5 separate regions of the Homo sapiens genome follow, and all the other regions are linked to region 2. Evidence: chromatin contacts called from ENCODE Hi-C or POLR2A ChIA-PET data. All regions are on one chromosome and are shown on one strand. The core of a region is the stretch at or near the end of the contact, and the rest is flanking DNA. Distances in the headings are between cores, read along the strand shown. Region 1 has its middle 13 kb from the start of SMARCA4. Region 2 holds the start of ELOF1 (elongation factor 1). Region 3 holds the start of ZNF799 (zinc finger protein 799). Region 4 holds the start of ZNF563 (zinc finger protein 563). Region 5 holds the start of TMED1 (transmembrane p24 trafficking protein 1).

Region 1 (2,939 bases), core at 97-2,596, 610 kb after region 2:
TTTTTTTTTTGTTTTTGTGAGACGGAGTCTTGCCCTGTCGCCCAGGCTGGAGTGCAGTGGCGCAATCTCAGCTCACTGCAACCTCCACCTCCCGGGTTCAAGCTACTCTCCTGCCTCAGCCTCCCGAGTAGCTGGGATTACAGGTGCATGCCACAATGACAGAGCTTTTTTTTTTTTTTTTTTGTATTTTTAGAAGAGACAAGGTTTCACCATGTTGGCCAGGCTGGTCTCGAACTCCTGACCTCAGGTGATCCGCCTGCCTTGGCCTCCCAAAGTGCTGGGATTTTATAGGCGTGAGCCACCATGCCCAGCTTTACCACAATTTTTTTGTTTGTTTGTTTCTTGTTTTTTGAGACAGAGTCTCACTCTGTCGCCCAGGCTGGAGTGCAGTGTCGAGATCTTGGCTCACTGCACCCTCCACCTCCCAGGTTCAAGCGATTCTCCTGCCTCAGCCTCCTGAGTAGCTGGGATTACAGACACGTGCCACCACACCGAGATAATTTTTGTATTATTAGTAGAGATGGGGTTTCACCATGTTGGTCAGGCTGGTCTCAGACTCCTGACCTCAGGTGATCCACCTGCCTTGCCCTCCCAAAGTGCTGGGATTACAGGTGTGAGCCACTGCACCCAGCCTGCAGAATTTTTTAAAAAGTCATAAACAGCAATACTCCAGGCCACCCAGCTATCCACCACTGAACTCTGCCTAGGTCCTTGTGATCAGTTTCAGGTGCCAGCTGAGAGATGTGAGAAATCTTCAAACGAAAAGAATCAGCCCCAGTTAACTGAGAATTGACTGCTGATCGGGTCGCCCTGGGAAATTTAAGAGACTGATTTCATCTGATTAAGAACATGGATTCTGGGCCAGGTGTGGGGGCTCAAGCCTGTAATCCTAGAACTTTGGGAGGCTGAGGTGGGCAGATCACCCGAGGTTAGGAGTTCGAGACCAGCCTGGCCAACATGGTGAAATCCCGTCTCTGCTAAAAATACAGAAATTAGCTGGCATGGTGGCAGCGTGCCTGTAGTCCCAGCTACTCGGGAGGCTGAAACATAAGAATCACTTGAACCCAGGAGGCAGAGGTTGCAGTGAGCCGAGATCGCACCATGGCACTCCAGCCTGGGCGACAGAGTGAGATTGTGTCTCAAATAGAAAAAAGAAAAATATATATGGCTTCTGTATTTCTGGGCTATTTCCAAAGCGAGGGGACGCGGAGGTGCTTGTCATGGACTCACATCGTGGGACCTTCTGAGATTAGTTTCGTGTTCCACGTGACAGAATGGAATTAGGAAGGCACCAGGTGGCAGTGAGTCAGCCAGCAGGCGTGGGAATTACTGCCAAGAGGCCTCACTTGGAAGAAAAGCTGTTCTTTTGGGGTGCCAAATCTGGTTTTCCTTTTTTTTTTTTTTTTTTGAGATGGAGTCTCGCTCTGTCACCCAGGCTGGAGTACAGTGGTGCAATCTTGGTTTACTGCAAGCTCCACCTCCTGGGTTCACGCCATTCTCCTGCCTCAGCCTCCTGAGTAGCTGGGACTACAGGCGCCTGCCACCACGCCTGGCTAATTTTTTGTATTTTTAGAAAAGACAGGGTTTCACCGTGTTAGCCAGGATGGTCTCAATCTCCTGACCTTGTGATCTGCCCGCCTCGGCCTCTGAAAGTGCTGGGATTGCAGGCATGAGCCACTGCGCCTGGCCTTTTTTTTTTTTTTTTTTTTTTTTTTTTTTTGATGTAGGGTCTCACTCTTTCACCCACACTGGAGTACAATGGTGTGATCTCGTCTCACCGCAACCTGTGCCTCCCAGGCTCCAGCGATTCTCCTGCCTCAGCCCCCAGAGTAACTGGGATTACAGGTGCCCACCACCACGCCTGGCTAATTTTTGTATTTTTAGTAGAGACAAGGTGTCACCATGTTGACCAGGCTGGTCTCGAACTCCTGACCTCAGGTGATCCTTATATCTATACCTCGGCCTTCCAAAGTGATGGGATTACAGGCATGAGCCACCAGGCCCGGCCAGTACTGGAATGTTAATGACATTTTTTTTTTCTTAATTTTCTTTTTTTCTTTTTTGGGATGGAGTCTCATTCTGTTACCCAGGCTGGAGTGCAGTGGCTCACTGCAACCACTGTGTCTCAGGTTCAAGTGGTTCTCCTGCCTCGGCCTCCAAGTAGGTGGGATTATTTGGTGCCCCCCACCATACCCGGCTAATTTTTGTATTTTCAGTAGAGACAGGGTTTTGCCATGTTGGCCAGGTTGATGTCAAACTCCTGACCTCAGGTGATCCGCCTGCCTCAGCCTGCCAAAGTGCTGGGATTAGAGGCGTGAGGCACTGTGCCCAGCCTTTTTTCTTAATTTTCTTGTAGAGAGGGGTCTCATTATGCTGTCCAGGCTGGTCTCAAATTCCTCAGCTTAAGTGATCCTCCTGCCTCAGACTCTCAAAGTGCTGAGATTACAGGCCTGAGCCACCGTGTCTGGCCAAATATTTTAATTTCTGATTATGAAGATTTTTGTTTGTTTGATCTGATAGCAAACCAGGTTGTGTAGTCTACCCTCCTGCTGCGAACTAAAAGAGCTATTCCAGGAATTTTAATGTTGGCATTATAGGCATTTTGGCTTAGTTACTTCTTGGTTGAGGGGGATTTCCTGTACATGGTAGAATGTTTAGCAGCTCATTAGTCCCAGTAACACCCCTCCTCCAGTTCTGACAACTAGAAATGTCTCCAGATATTGTGAAATATTTCCAGGGAGGTCAAAATTTCCCCTGCTTGAGAACCAGTGGACAAAACAAAACATTTAATTTAATTGATTTTTCTTTGTGTGTGTGTGTGTGTGTCTGTGTGTGTGTGTTTGAGACGGAGTCTCGCTCTGTCACCCAGGCTGGAGTGCAATGGCGGATCTTGGCTCACTGCAAGCTCTGCCTCCCGGGTTCACACCATTCTCCTGCCT
Region 2 (2,761 bases), core at 121-2,620:
TCTTCCTGAACACTCTAATGCAACAGCTCTTATCAAGGTCCGCAGGGACCAGACCCTTGCCAAACTCAACTGTCAATTCTCTTTCCTCATCTTCTTCAACTCAGGGACACGTGACACAGCTAACCCCTCTCTCTCTCCATCTTGAAATATCTTTTTCAGGCCAGGTGTGGTGGCTCATGCCTGTAATCCCAACAATTTGAGAGGCCGAGGTGGATGGATCACTTGAGGTCAGGAGTTCGAGACCAGCCTGACCAACATGGTGAAACCCCATCTCTACTAAAAATACAAAAATTAGCCAGGCATGGTAGTGCGCACCTGTAATCACAGCTACTTAAGAGGCTGAGGCAGGAGGATCGCTTGAACCCGGGAGGCTAAGGTTGCAGTGAGCCCATATGGCGTCACTGCACTCCAGCCTGGGCGACGGAGCGAAACCCTGTCTCAGAAAAAAACAAAACCAAAAATAAAAACCAATAAAAGTCCTTGGCCGGGCGCGGTGGCTCACGCCTGTAATCCCAGCACTTTGGGAGACCGAGGCGGGTGGATCGCGCCTGTAATCCCAGCACTTTGGGAGGCCGAGGCGGGTGGATCACGAGGTCAGGAGTTCAAGACCAGCCTGGCCAAGATGGTGAGACCCCATCCCTACTCAAAAAAAAAAAAAAAAAAAAAACTACAAAAATTAGCCGGGCGCGGTGACCGGCGCCTGTAATCCCAGCTACTCGGGAGGCTGAGGTAGGAGAATCACTTGAACCTGGGAGGCGGAGGTTGCAGTGGGCCGAAATCGAGCCACTGCACTCCAGCCTGGGCGACAAAGTGAGACTCCGTCTCAAAAAAATAAAATAAAATAAAACAAAAATAAAAAATAAAAATCCTTAACACGGCCCACGAGGCTCCATGGAATCTGGCCCCAGCCTGTCCACTCAACCTCATCTACTACAATCTGGGCACTCAAAATGTGGTCTGCGGATCAGCAGCATGGAAGTCACCTGGGAGCGAGTTAGAACAGCAGCCTCTCAGGCCTCCCTCTTCATCTGCTGGATCAGAACTTGAACTTTTTAGTTTGAGTAGAGCGTCTTCCATGCTTACAAGCTTCCCCTTCACCCTGATTCAGCCATAAGGTTATTTCATATTCCTCACTTGCCGCTCCTGGAAACTGACCAGAAGTACTGGCATCGCGCGTAGGTACAGGCAAATACGCACCGGCTCTTGCGCAGGCGCACTGCGTCTCCGTCGGAGCGCTGCTATTTGAGTACGCGTGCGCTCAGAGGAGCGGCGAAGGAGGCAGGGCCTATTTGCTGGGCTGTCCGGGATGGGGGTGGCCGGGACCTGAAAGTAGGAGAGGGGTTTCCGCTTCCGGCAGGAGTCGGAAGTCACTATCTCCCGGGTGAACGGAGCTTTCGCAGCTGGAGAAGGTGAGTGCTGGTGCGGCTCGTGCGAGTGGGCGTTGGGGGTGGGCAGGACTGGAAGTTCCTCTACTCCGTGCGTTTACGGGGTCCTGGAGGAGGCTCCTGGGACCTCGAGCTTGGGGGAAAGCCGGTCGGGGAGACTGACTCCCCCCGACCCCATCCTTCCAAGCGCGACTACCGGGACGCCTGGCTCCTCCCGGCGGCCGTCGGGAGGCGATGCCGAAGCTTTAGTGAGTCTGGAGGAACAGCCAACCCCCCACCTCTTGGGTACCAGCAGATTCGGGGGATGACTCCTCTGCCATCCCCTTTTGGCGCTCTTGGACTTAACGTTGTCACAGGACAGGCTGAGGCCTCTGCATTCCTTGTGCAAGCCAGACCCCATTCATGGGATGGGGAGACTGTAGTCCCTGGGCAAAATGAGCTTCTGGGGCTCATCCGTAGATTTTGTTTGGACTTTTTTTTTTTTTTTTGAGAGTGAGTCTTGCTGTGTCGCCGAGGCTGGAGTGCAGTGGCGCGATCATAGCTCATTGCAGCCTCGACCTCCTGGGCGCAAGCTTCCCACTTCAGCTTGCCGAGTAGCTGGGACTACAGACTCAAGGCTAATTTTTGTAATTTTGTAGAGATGAAGGGTCTCACTCTGTTTCCCAGGCTGGTCTGGAACTCCTGGCTTCAAGCGATCTTCCCACCTGGGCCTCCCAAAGTGATGAGATTACGGGCGTGACGTCCCAAAGTGATAGAGTTACAAGCAAACTGATTGAGTGATTTATTCAGTAATGGTTATTGCTGGGCACGGTGGCTCATGCTTGTAACGCCAGCACTTTGGGAGGCCGAGGCGGGAGTATCTCTTGAGCCCAGGAGTTCCAGACCAGGCTGGGCAACATGGTGGGTCCCTGTCTCTACAAAAAATACAAAAATTAGCTGGGCGTGGTGCCGCGGCTAATTTATATTTCAGAGGTAGAGGGGCAGGGGGAGGATCGCATAAGGAATGTGTGAGGGAAAAAGACATTGAGGATGAATCCAAGGTTTCTGATTTGATTATCCGGAAAGATGGAATTGCTGTTAGCTGAGATGAGGAAGACTGGAAGAGCAGGTTGCAATGTCAGGGGCTTGGTTTTGGACATGATATGTTTAATCTTAGGTGGAAGTTAGACATCAGGTGGAGGTGTGGCTGAGGCAGATAGATCAGAGTCTGCAGTTCAGACTCAAGGCTGGAGAAGCAGGTGGCCTCAGTGTAGAGTAGGCATGAAGCCCTAAGACTGGGTGAAATCTTCATGTGGTGAGTATAGCCAGAAAGGAGAGGATCCAACAATTAAACTCATGGGCTTTTTGCTCTGTTGCCCAGGCTGGAGTGCCTCGGC
Region 3 (2,823 bases), core at 33-2,532, 840 kb before region 2:
ATAATGAATGAGGAAAAACTGAAAGCCTTTCCTGTAAGATCTGGAACACAATAAGAATGCCCACTTTTACCACTGTTGTTCAGCACAGTACTCGAAGTCCCAGCTAGAGCAATAAGTCCAAAAAAAAAAAAAAAAAGAAATAAAGGGCATCTATATTGGGAAGGAAAGGAAGAAGTCAAATTATCCTGGTTTGCATATAATATGATCTTATATCTGGAAATACCTAAAGACTCCACCAAAAAAGTATTAGAACTGAGAAATAAATTCAGTAAAGTTGCAGGATACAATATTAACATACAAAAATCAGTAACATTTTTATATGCCAACAGTGAACAATCTGAAGCTACTTGAGAGGCTGAGGTGGGAGGATTGCTTGAGCTTGGGAGGTAGAGGTTGCAGTGAGCCATGATGGCCCCACTGCACTCCAGCCTAGGCAACAGAGCAAGACCCCATCTCAAACAACCAAAAACGTGTAGAAGGATGGTTACCACAGGCTGGGAAAAGTAGTAGCGAGGAGTAGTTATGGGGGAAGTGGGGATGGTTAATAGGTATAAAAAATAGTTACAAAGAATGAATAAGACCTAGTATTTGCTAGCACAACAGAGTGACTATAGTAAAAAATAATTTAATTGTACATTGAAATATTTTGAAAAATTTCATTGAAAAAGAGTATAATTGGAGCCAGGCGCGATGGCTCACGTCTCTAATCCCAGAACTTTGGGAGGCCAAGGTGGGCGGATCACGAGGTCAGGAGTTCGAGACCAGCCTGGCCAACATGGTGAAACCCGGCCTCTACTAAAACATACAAAAATTAGCCGGGTGTGGTGGCGCGCACCTGTAATCCCAGCTACTCGGGAGGCTGAGGCAGAATTGTTTGAACCCACCTAGGAGGCGGAGGTCGCAGTGAGCCTCGCACCATTGCACTCTAGCCTGAGCCACGGAGCAAGACTCCCTCTCTCTCTCTCTCTCTCTCTCTCTCTCTCGGAAAAAAAAAAAAAAAAAAAAAAAAAAGTATAATTGTTTTGTCAGTCAGTGTACAGGAGGAAGAAGCAGGAGGTCCTATTGAGTACAGGCAGGAAATTCCGCTTAAGTGCAAATATCCCTCGGGAGGATTCAGATCAAAGAGCAGGGAGGAAGCCCGCCCTGCCAAGGGCTGTGTCAGGAACTTGCTCATCTGGCTCCACTCAGCTGTGCAAGATCGCTTCTTCTGTCAATCAGTCCACGAGGGGCGGCACCTGACGCCGTATCCAGTAAGGGCCGTGGGGCGGGTTCGTGGGAACTGTCAATCAGGCGCGCTTCCCAGAGGAGTGTGTGGTTGAAAAAGCCCGCGGCGTCTTCTCCACCCACCTGCGCTGGGCGCTCGGTGCTCGGCTCTGTAGCTAAGAGACGACCTGGAAGTTCCGTGGCAGCCTGTGTCCCGCGGGAACCCGCATTGGCAGCGGGAGCCGTCCGGAGGACCTGGGACACCGCGGAAGTCGGGAAATGGTGCGTGTGCTGGGCCGGCGTCCCGAGGCGGGGGAGGGGCTGGGTGGAACCTGCAGTAATCGGCTGTGGCTGGACCCGGGCCTCCCCAAGGGCTACTCCGGGATCTACGGACCCGGGTTCCCCTGGCGTAGGTCGGCCCTCGGCCGCAGGGTGGGGCTGGGCATGCAGCCGGGACCCCGGGCGTCCTGTCCCGTTCCTGCGCGGCGACTGCGGCCCCGGCGCCCTCTCTGGGCAGCTCCGCGCCCGCAGCCTCGCGTCTCCCGAGATTGTGCGGCTGTAAGCAACACAGGTTCGCGGCCCGACTCACTGCACCGAGACGCTGAGGGCTGCAGCAGAAACAGTTTAATAGCCAGAGAGGGGAGGACACCCCAGATCCGCCTCCCTGAGGGATTTGGGGTCTGGACGGGGGCGGCTGGGTGTAGGGTCGTTGGTTGGTGGGGAAGTGAGGGGTGAATCCTGGGACAGGAGGTGAAGAAACCGCATTCTGCTGAATGGGCTCCCTCGTTGGGACTTCAACCTGATTGGCGCCAGCCTTTGCTGGGATTCAGGATCTGAGAACTCCGGCGACTCTTGAGCAGTTCTCAGAGATCTTATCCCCAGGCACAATGGGGAAGCCGGCGGTCAGCGTCTGCTGTGACCTGACTCTCAGGGAGGCGGCCCCTTGAGGCAGCGGGGCTGAGGGCACCTGGTTAATATCTAACTGCAATCTCGCCTCCAGCCTGGCTCGCAGTTCCTGTGAACCCGGTGAGGAGGCTGCACGGTGACGACGAGTCACCAGGTGGAATCCAGACTCGTGTGTGGGGTTTGTGTGTGGGAGGAGCTGTGGTCTCCGTGGTCCTCAGTCCCTTCTTTCTTTCCAAGGGCGACCGTTTCCCCTCTGAGTCTTCCAAAGATGTGGTTAGCAGGGTCTCAAATCCACCACTGTGTTCTCTCATCCTGACTCCTCCTAGGGCTGGCAGCAAATCTCTTGGTTTCCAGAGACTTCCCCAGGCTAACCTTCTGTCCTTAATTCACAGCAACGGTATGAACTGTTTGGCCCCCAGGCGATATTTCACTAGTTTGTCATCTTGTTTTCAGCTAGCAATGTATGGCTTTTTCTTGAAAGAATTATTTTGGGTTCCTGAACACGGTGGGTCATTCCTGTAATTCCAGCACCTTGGGAGGCTAAGGCAGAGGTATTGCTTAATCTTAGTAGTTCCAGACCAGCCTGGGCAACATGGCAAGACCTTGTCTCTAGTATAAATGATAATAATAAAATTAGCTGGGCTTGGTAGCTGGCACCTGTAGTCGCAGCTACTCCTGAGGCTGAGGTGGGATGATGGCTGGAGCCCAGGAGTT
Region 4 (3,139 bases), core at 141-2,640, 770 kb before region 2:
CCTGCGCACGCCTCCACGTAGCACGAAGCTGCACATAGAATCAGAATTTACCATTTATGTGTTAGGAAAATCTGGGTAAAGGGTTTATGAATTTGACAGTTTATGTAGGTCAGTACCTTAAAGTAACCTTTTTTTTTTTTTTTTTTTTTTTTTTGAGACCAGGTCTCACTCTGTCACCCAGGCTGGAATGCCGTGGCACGATCTCGGCTCACTGCAACCTCCGCCTCCCAGGTTCAAGTGATTCTCCTGCCTCAGCCTCCCGAGTAGCTGGGATTACAGGTGCCCGCCACCATGCCCAGCTAATTTTTGTATTTTTAGTAGAGATGTGGTTTCACCATGTTGGCCAGGCTGGTCTCCAACTGGTGACCTCAGGTGATTCACCCGCCTCGGCCTCCCAAAGTGCTGGGATTGCAGGCGTGAGCCACCGCCCCGGGCCCTTAAACTAACTTTACATGAAACTTTCCTGTTGGTGAAAATGCACATCTTGACGGTGGGGGCATTTCCACACTCTGCAGAGGGCACAGGGAAGTATGTTGAGCTCCCAGAGTCAAATCCTTCAGTGTCCCAGTCTCATCACCAGGTTTTGGTTCACTCTGGGGTTCCATTTCAACAGTTAAGAGTGGCTGCCAAGTTTGGGCATATGTTTAGCCTCCTGAATGGGACGTTTGCTGAAGTATGAGGGCAGCAGGCTGCTTATCTGCACTAGTTCAAGTTTTTGCTTTTTTTTTCCTGTTGTATTTTTGTTTTGATTCATTCATTCATTTATTGCTGCCGTGTGATTTCAGTTCTTCCACACATTTGATATTTTAATACCGTTCTTGACTTGTTTTTATTTCCTTGGCTGAAAATGAGCAGATTGAGAGGCAAGGTGAGAGAGGAAGGCTTAACCTTGCCGCCAAGAGTCTCATCCTCAAATCCTGATGCCCGGTGGACATCAGGCCACCCTCCTGCTGCAGTGTGGCCTGTGTGGCCTTGGGCTCCCCTCTGCTCTGAGGCCAGGGGAATGGCTCCACTGGACTGTGAGTCTGGGATTCCCTGCAAAACACTTGTGACTCCTTCTCCAGGAGGAAAAGGCAGTAAGGGCCTGCTGAGTACGGGCAGGTAATTCTGCATAAATGCAAATGTTCCCTGGGAGGGATCAGGACAGCACAGGGAGGAAGCCTGCCCTGTCAAGGGCTGTGCCTGGAACTCGTTCATCCCGCTCGACTCAGCACTGTGTGATCGCTTCTTCTGTCACTCAGTGCCCAGGGGGCGGGACCTGGAGCCCTATCCAATCAGAGCTATGGGGCGGGGTCGTGAGAACTGTCAATCAGGCGCACGGCTGGCAGTAGGGTGCCAGGTTCAAAGAGCCCGCGGCGTCTTCACGCCCCTGCGCTCAGCTCTAGACTCAGTCGCTCGCTGAGAGACGCCCTGGAACGTCTGTGTAGCCTCAGTCGCTGAGAGACGCCCTGGAACGTCTGTGGCAGCCTCTGTCACAGTGGGACCCGCACTGGCAGCGGGAGGCAGAGGGAGGACCCTGGAACATCCCGGAAGCCGGGAAATGGTGCGTGTGCAGGGTCAGGCGTCCCAAAAGTGGGAAAGAGCTGGTTGGAACCGTCCAGAACCGGCCGCGGCGAACGTGGGCCTCCCCCGCCGTCAGCTCCGGGGTCTGGGACCCGAGTCCCCCTGGCGCAGCTCGACCCTCGGTCCCCTCAGCCACAGAGTGAGGCTGAGCTGGCAGCCGGGACCCCGGGCGTCCTATCCGGTCCCTGCGCGGCAACTGCGGTCCCGGCCTCGGAGCCCTGTCTGGGCAGCTCCTCGCCCGCAGCCCCCCATCTCCCCAGGATTGGGGGAGGGTCACGGAAGGGTCATGGAGGGAATCCCCACTCGTGTGTGGGGTTCGTGCCTGTGAGGAGCTGTGATCTGTGGGATCCTCAGTCTCTGTTTTCTTCCTAAAGGGGACCGGTGTCCCTCTGAGTCTTCAAAGGTTTGGGAAGGCAGATGTCTAATGCTTATCTTGTCCCCTCACCCTAACTCCTGGGGCTGGCAGTAAATCCCTAGATTTCCAGATTTTGCCCTGCATTTCATAAAGCTGACTTCCTCTCCGTCACAGGGGAACGACTGCTATCTGGGCCGGTAACGCCGGGGTAAAATAATTTTTACTAAGACAGTTGTAGGTAAAGTTATTAGCGAAAGAAGCAAAATCCATCGCAAGGGAGGCCATGGGAAGCCTGCAGGAGAGAAGCAGAGGCTTGTGGGTGATTTTATAGAATGGAACTTGGGCTGATTGATAGTGCCAAGGCAGCAGAGTGCCAAGGCAGCAGGGAGCTTAACTTGCATTCCTCTGTCAGCCCCGGTGTTTGATAAATTGAGGCGTTTGATGGTGAGCAGGAAGTCTGTGAATTAAGTGCGTTATCTGGGCAAGAAGGCCATGTCTTGGGCCATAAAGAAAGTTAGACATGTACAGGAGTTCCAGACCAGCCTGGCCAAGATGGCGAAACCCCTTCTCTACTAAAAATACAAAAATTAGCCAGACGTGGTGTCACATGCCTGTAATCTCAGCTACTCGAGAGGCTGAGGCAGGAGAATCGCTTGAACCCATGAGGCGGAGGTTGCAGTGAACTGAGATCACGTCACTGCACTCCAGTCTGGGCCGGCGACAGAGAGAGACTCCGTCTCAAAAAAAAAAAAAAAAAGAAAAAAGAAAAAAAACAAAGTTAGACCCGTAACTTACCTGCATTCTCTTTTGTTTAAATTCTCTGCACATGAAGATAGGCAGATTTATAGCTTTTTTGTTTTATCTTTCTGCTTTCCCCTGTTCCCTTTAGCCTTTCCCTAATTAAGACTTTAATTTAACAGCCTTTTCCCCTGTTCCCCTTAGCCTTTTCCCTAATTAAGACTCTACACTGTCCTCAGTTCACAGCAACATAATGAACTCTTTGTCCCCCAGGCTGTATTTCAAACAAATACAGTATTTTAACTGTCATTTTTTTCCCCAGGTAGCAATATATGATTCTTTTTTAGAAGATATGATTTTTGTTTGTGAATATTTCATATGTGAGGATGCAGAGAATAACCACCTGTCAGGTGGTTTAACCACTCTGCTGTAAAAACCAACAAGAAAAATGTCTGCGCCTCTTCTCCTTTTATCTTCTCTGGG
Region 5 (2,760 bases), core at 202-2,701, 720 kb after region 2:
GGTGGCACGTGCCTGTAGTCTCAGCTACTCGGAAGGCTGAGGCAGGAGGATCGCTGGAACCCCAGGAGACGGAGGTTGCAGTGAGTCGAGATCGCGCCACTGCACTCTAGCCTGGGCAACAGAGGGAGACTCTGTCTCAAAAAAAAAAAAAAAAAAAAAGGAAAAAAAAATTAAAAAAAAAAAGAAAAAAAAGAAAAGGAGTCACCCGTTCTCCACTGTTACTTCAAATTGTCCAAGCAGTGAGTGTAAATGATAGAAAAAGTTGGAGTGAAAAGGAATACCAAACTGATATTACAAAGAGCTACTTCCCCAAATTCTCCAAATGCAGGAAAGTGCTGACAACAGCCAGCTGTATTTGAGGGATCTTTGTCATCACCTGCCAACCTTTTCCGGGTTTATCTTTGAAGACTAAACATCTCCCTGTACACAGTTTATGTTTAGACGGGAACCAAATAACAGATTATTATTTACTGAGGGCCTGTGATGTCCCACGCACTGCGGAAGCAAGCACTCAACAAGCATTTCACGTATCCTAAAGACAGCCCAGTAGCGTAGGCCTATTATCCCCATTTTGCAGAAGAGGAAACTGAGGCTCAACAGAGGGAATGCCTCAAGTAATGGGTGGGGCAGGAGCTGAACCAGGCAACGTGGCTCCCAGTCCCACACTGTCCTTATCTCTTCCTACCTGGGCTGTCGTTTTTCTGACCCGAGGCTACTGTAATGGCTCTATTTACCTGCTGGCCCTTGAGTCTGAGACCCTTGGGGTGCATGGTGGGGCCACGCCCCTCCACTGTCTATAAGCCAGGAAAGCTGAGCACTCAATATGAACCAAGCCTCATCTCAATTCTCACAGCCGCACTACAGGGTGGTCGTTCCATCACTCCCGACTTACGAGGAAACTGATACGCTGATGCCTCTAAGGCGCAAAAGGCGTCGAACCTGGACCACGCTCACAGAGCAAGCAAAACACGACGCCACAGGTATCTCCGCCCCGCCCCAGCCCTTTTATAGGCGAGCCCTACGGGTCGCGTACAGGGCCACGCCTAGACGCTATTTTTGGGTCCACTCCACCACGTCGGTCCCGCCAAAGGTTGTCACGCGCGGCGCACTCTGGGAAAACCACGTGGAGGTGACTAAAAAGGACCCTGCCGCCTGTAACTTTAGTTGTCTTAGCTACTGCCTACAAAAGATGCGCCATCATGGCACTTATTTTTGTAATTTTCCTCCACCAGCGGCCGAGAAGAGAGCCGAAGCCTTTGAGAAAAATATTCCCAGACGGTTGAGTGTTTCTGGGCACATCAGGCATTCATTCGGGCCGCCTGCCCTCTAGTGGGGGGGTCCTTCACTCCTGGCACCTCTGGTTACGGACAACATACAGAAGCCACTGCCAATGAGCTCCGCCGAGTAGCACCGGGGCAGGGCTAGCGCTTAAAGGAGCCGCGACCCCTTTGCAGACCAGAGGGTGACCCGGATGATGGCGGCCGGCGCGGCCCTAGCCCTGGCCTTGTGGCTACTAATGCCACCAGTGGAGGTGGGAGGGGCGGGGCCCCCGCCAATCCAGGACGGTGAGTTCACGTTCCTGTTGCCGGCGGGGAGGAAGCAGTGTTTCTACCAGTCCGCGCCGGCCAACGCAAGCCTCGAGACCGAATACCAGGTAGAGGGTCGCGGGCTGGGCGGCCAGCAGAGTCAGGGAGAGGGGGCGTGGCCAAGCGGTCGAGGCGAGGCGCGCTTTAGGAGGAAGGGGGAGGAATCCGTGCTTGGGAGCGCGGGGGCGGAGCTAGAAAGAGATGGACAGATGGGGCGGGGACGGTGTGTGGGAGCGGAAGGGGAGGGAGTAATGAAGCAGGCGGGGCTAGAGTAAGAGATCCAGAGGGGGCGGGGCCATCGATAAGTATAGGGAGCCTCTGAGAGGACAGGACTCTGGCTGGTGGGCGTGGCGATAGTGCTGATAGGTCAACTGCGGGGGCGTTGCCCACACAGGCCTTTCTCGGGGGTTAGACTAAGGAAAAAGGCTGGGCCTATCCTCTTTCGGAGGCGGAGCCAACCAGGGGCGTGGTCAGGTAAACGTCCATTAAGTACTTTTGGTAGGTGCGTGGTCAGCTGAAAGTATGGACCCCAAGCTGTCATATCAATGAGGGTGGAGGCAAGGGGCGCAGCCACTGGGACAGGTTGGGGCGGGTGTGGGTGTGCCGCCGTTCAGGTAAGCCCTTGGTGGTCTGTATTGATCAGTGTTGGTTCAGCCGTAGCCCTCTTCGGCAGGCGCCCTTGGCCTACCGCTAGCCCTCCACCCGCTCTTACCTGCCCCCCAGGTGATCGGAGGTGCTGGACTGGACGTGGACTTCACGCTGGAGAGCCCTCAGGGCGTGCTGTTGGTCAGCGAGTCCCGCAAGGCTGATGGGGTACACACGTGAGTTCAGTCTTGATGCCTGCCTGGGTTCAGTTACAGCCCTGCCCTTCCCAGGCGGCCTCAGGTTACCGCCCTGACTGCCCCGCTGAGTCGGCTGGCTGGCCACCCTGGGTCATGTCTGTGTGTCTGTCTGCCCAGGGTGGAGCCAACGGAGGCCGGGGACTACAAGCTGTGCTTTGACAACTCCTTCAGCACCATCTCCGAGAAGCTGGTGTTCTTTGAACTGATCTTTGACAGCCTCCAGGATGACGAGGAGGTCGAAGGATGGGCAGAGGCTGTGGAGCCCGAGGAGATGCTGGATGTTAAAATGGAGGACATCAAGGTGTGTCCAGGCTGCGCTGGGGCCACTCCTT

Evidence for each region. A loop is a pair of places that touch in the nucleus more often than their neighbours do. ChIA-PET counts read pairs that join two places held with the same protein, here RNA polymerase II (POLR2A). Pooled maps may share reads with other maps.
Region 1: POLR2A ChIA-PET joins it to region 2 with 12 read pairs in activated CD8-positive, alpha-beta memory T cell. The contact joins the enhancer-like site here to the promoter of ELOF1 in region 2. POLR2A ChIA-PET finds 5 or more read pairs at or near these places in 2 of 52 experiments (WTC11 and activated CD8-positive, alpha-beta memory T cell).
Region 3: a pooled map shows a loop between it and region 2 (6-fold over the local background). The contact joins the promoter of ZNF799 here to the promoter of ELOF1 in region 2. A Hi-C loop is called at or near these places in 5 of 50 pooled maps.
Region 4: a pooled map shows a loop between it and region 2 (6-fold over the local background). The contact joins the promoter of ZNF563 here to the promoter of ELOF1 in region 2. A Hi-C loop is called at or near these places in 5 of 50 pooled maps. POLR2A ChIA-PET finds 5 or more read pairs at or near these places in 2 of 52 experiments (OCI-LY7 and activated naive CD4-positive, alpha-beta T cell).
Region 5: a pooled map shows a loop between it and region 2 (8-fold over the local background). The contact joins the promoter of TMED1 here to the promoter of ELOF1 in region 2. A Hi-C loop is called at or near these places in 7 of 50 pooled maps. POLR2A ChIA-PET finds 5 or more read pairs at or near these places in 3 of 52 experiments (H1, OCI-LY7 and activated B cell).

Annotation. Positions count from the first base shown.
Region 1 is chr19:10,946,823-10,949,761 of GRCh38, reverse strand. No RefSeq gene overlaps it. Among named protein-coding and RNA genes, the nearest start is that of SMARCA4, 13 kb to the left of the region's middle. Within about 2 kb of position 1,346, at least 6 of the 41 ENCODE cell types and tissues checked have a DNase peak (open chromatin) inside an H3K27ac peak, as active enhancers do.
Region 2 is chr19:11,557,839-11,560,599 of GRCh38, reverse strand. It overlaps ELOF1 (elongation factor 1), which reads left to right and starts at 1,370. Exons shown (of 4, transcript NM_032377.4): 1 at 1,370-1,409. RefSeq lists an enhancer at 1-46.
Region 3 is chr19:12,399,730-12,402,552 of GRCh38, reverse strand. It overlaps ZNF799 (zinc finger protein 799), which reads left to right and starts at 1,282. Exons shown (of 4, transcript NM_001080821.3): 1 at 1,282-1,485. The coding sequence starts at 1,483. RefSeq lists enhancers at 1,128-1,177, 1,898-1,987 and a silencer at 1,508-1,667.
Region 4 is chr19:12,331,884-12,335,022 of GRCh38, reverse strand. It overlaps ZNF563 (zinc finger protein 563), which reads left to right and starts at 1,390. Exons shown (of 4, transcript NM_145276.3): 1 at 1,390-1,543. The coding sequence starts at 1,541. RefSeq lists a silencer at 1,157-1,296 and enhancers at 469-1,334, 1,437-1,696, 1,927-2,036.
Region 5 is chr19:10,834,903-10,837,662 of GRCh38, reverse strand. It overlaps TMED1 (transmembrane p24 trafficking protein 1), which reads left to right and starts at 1,451. Exons shown (of 4, transcript NM_006858.4): 1 at 1,451-1,654; 2 at 2,310-2,407; 3 at 2,546-2,729. The coding sequence starts at 1,472. It also overlaps a transcript of C19orf38 not described here. RefSeq lists enhancers at 1,177-1,276, 1,042-1,678, 2,316-2,760.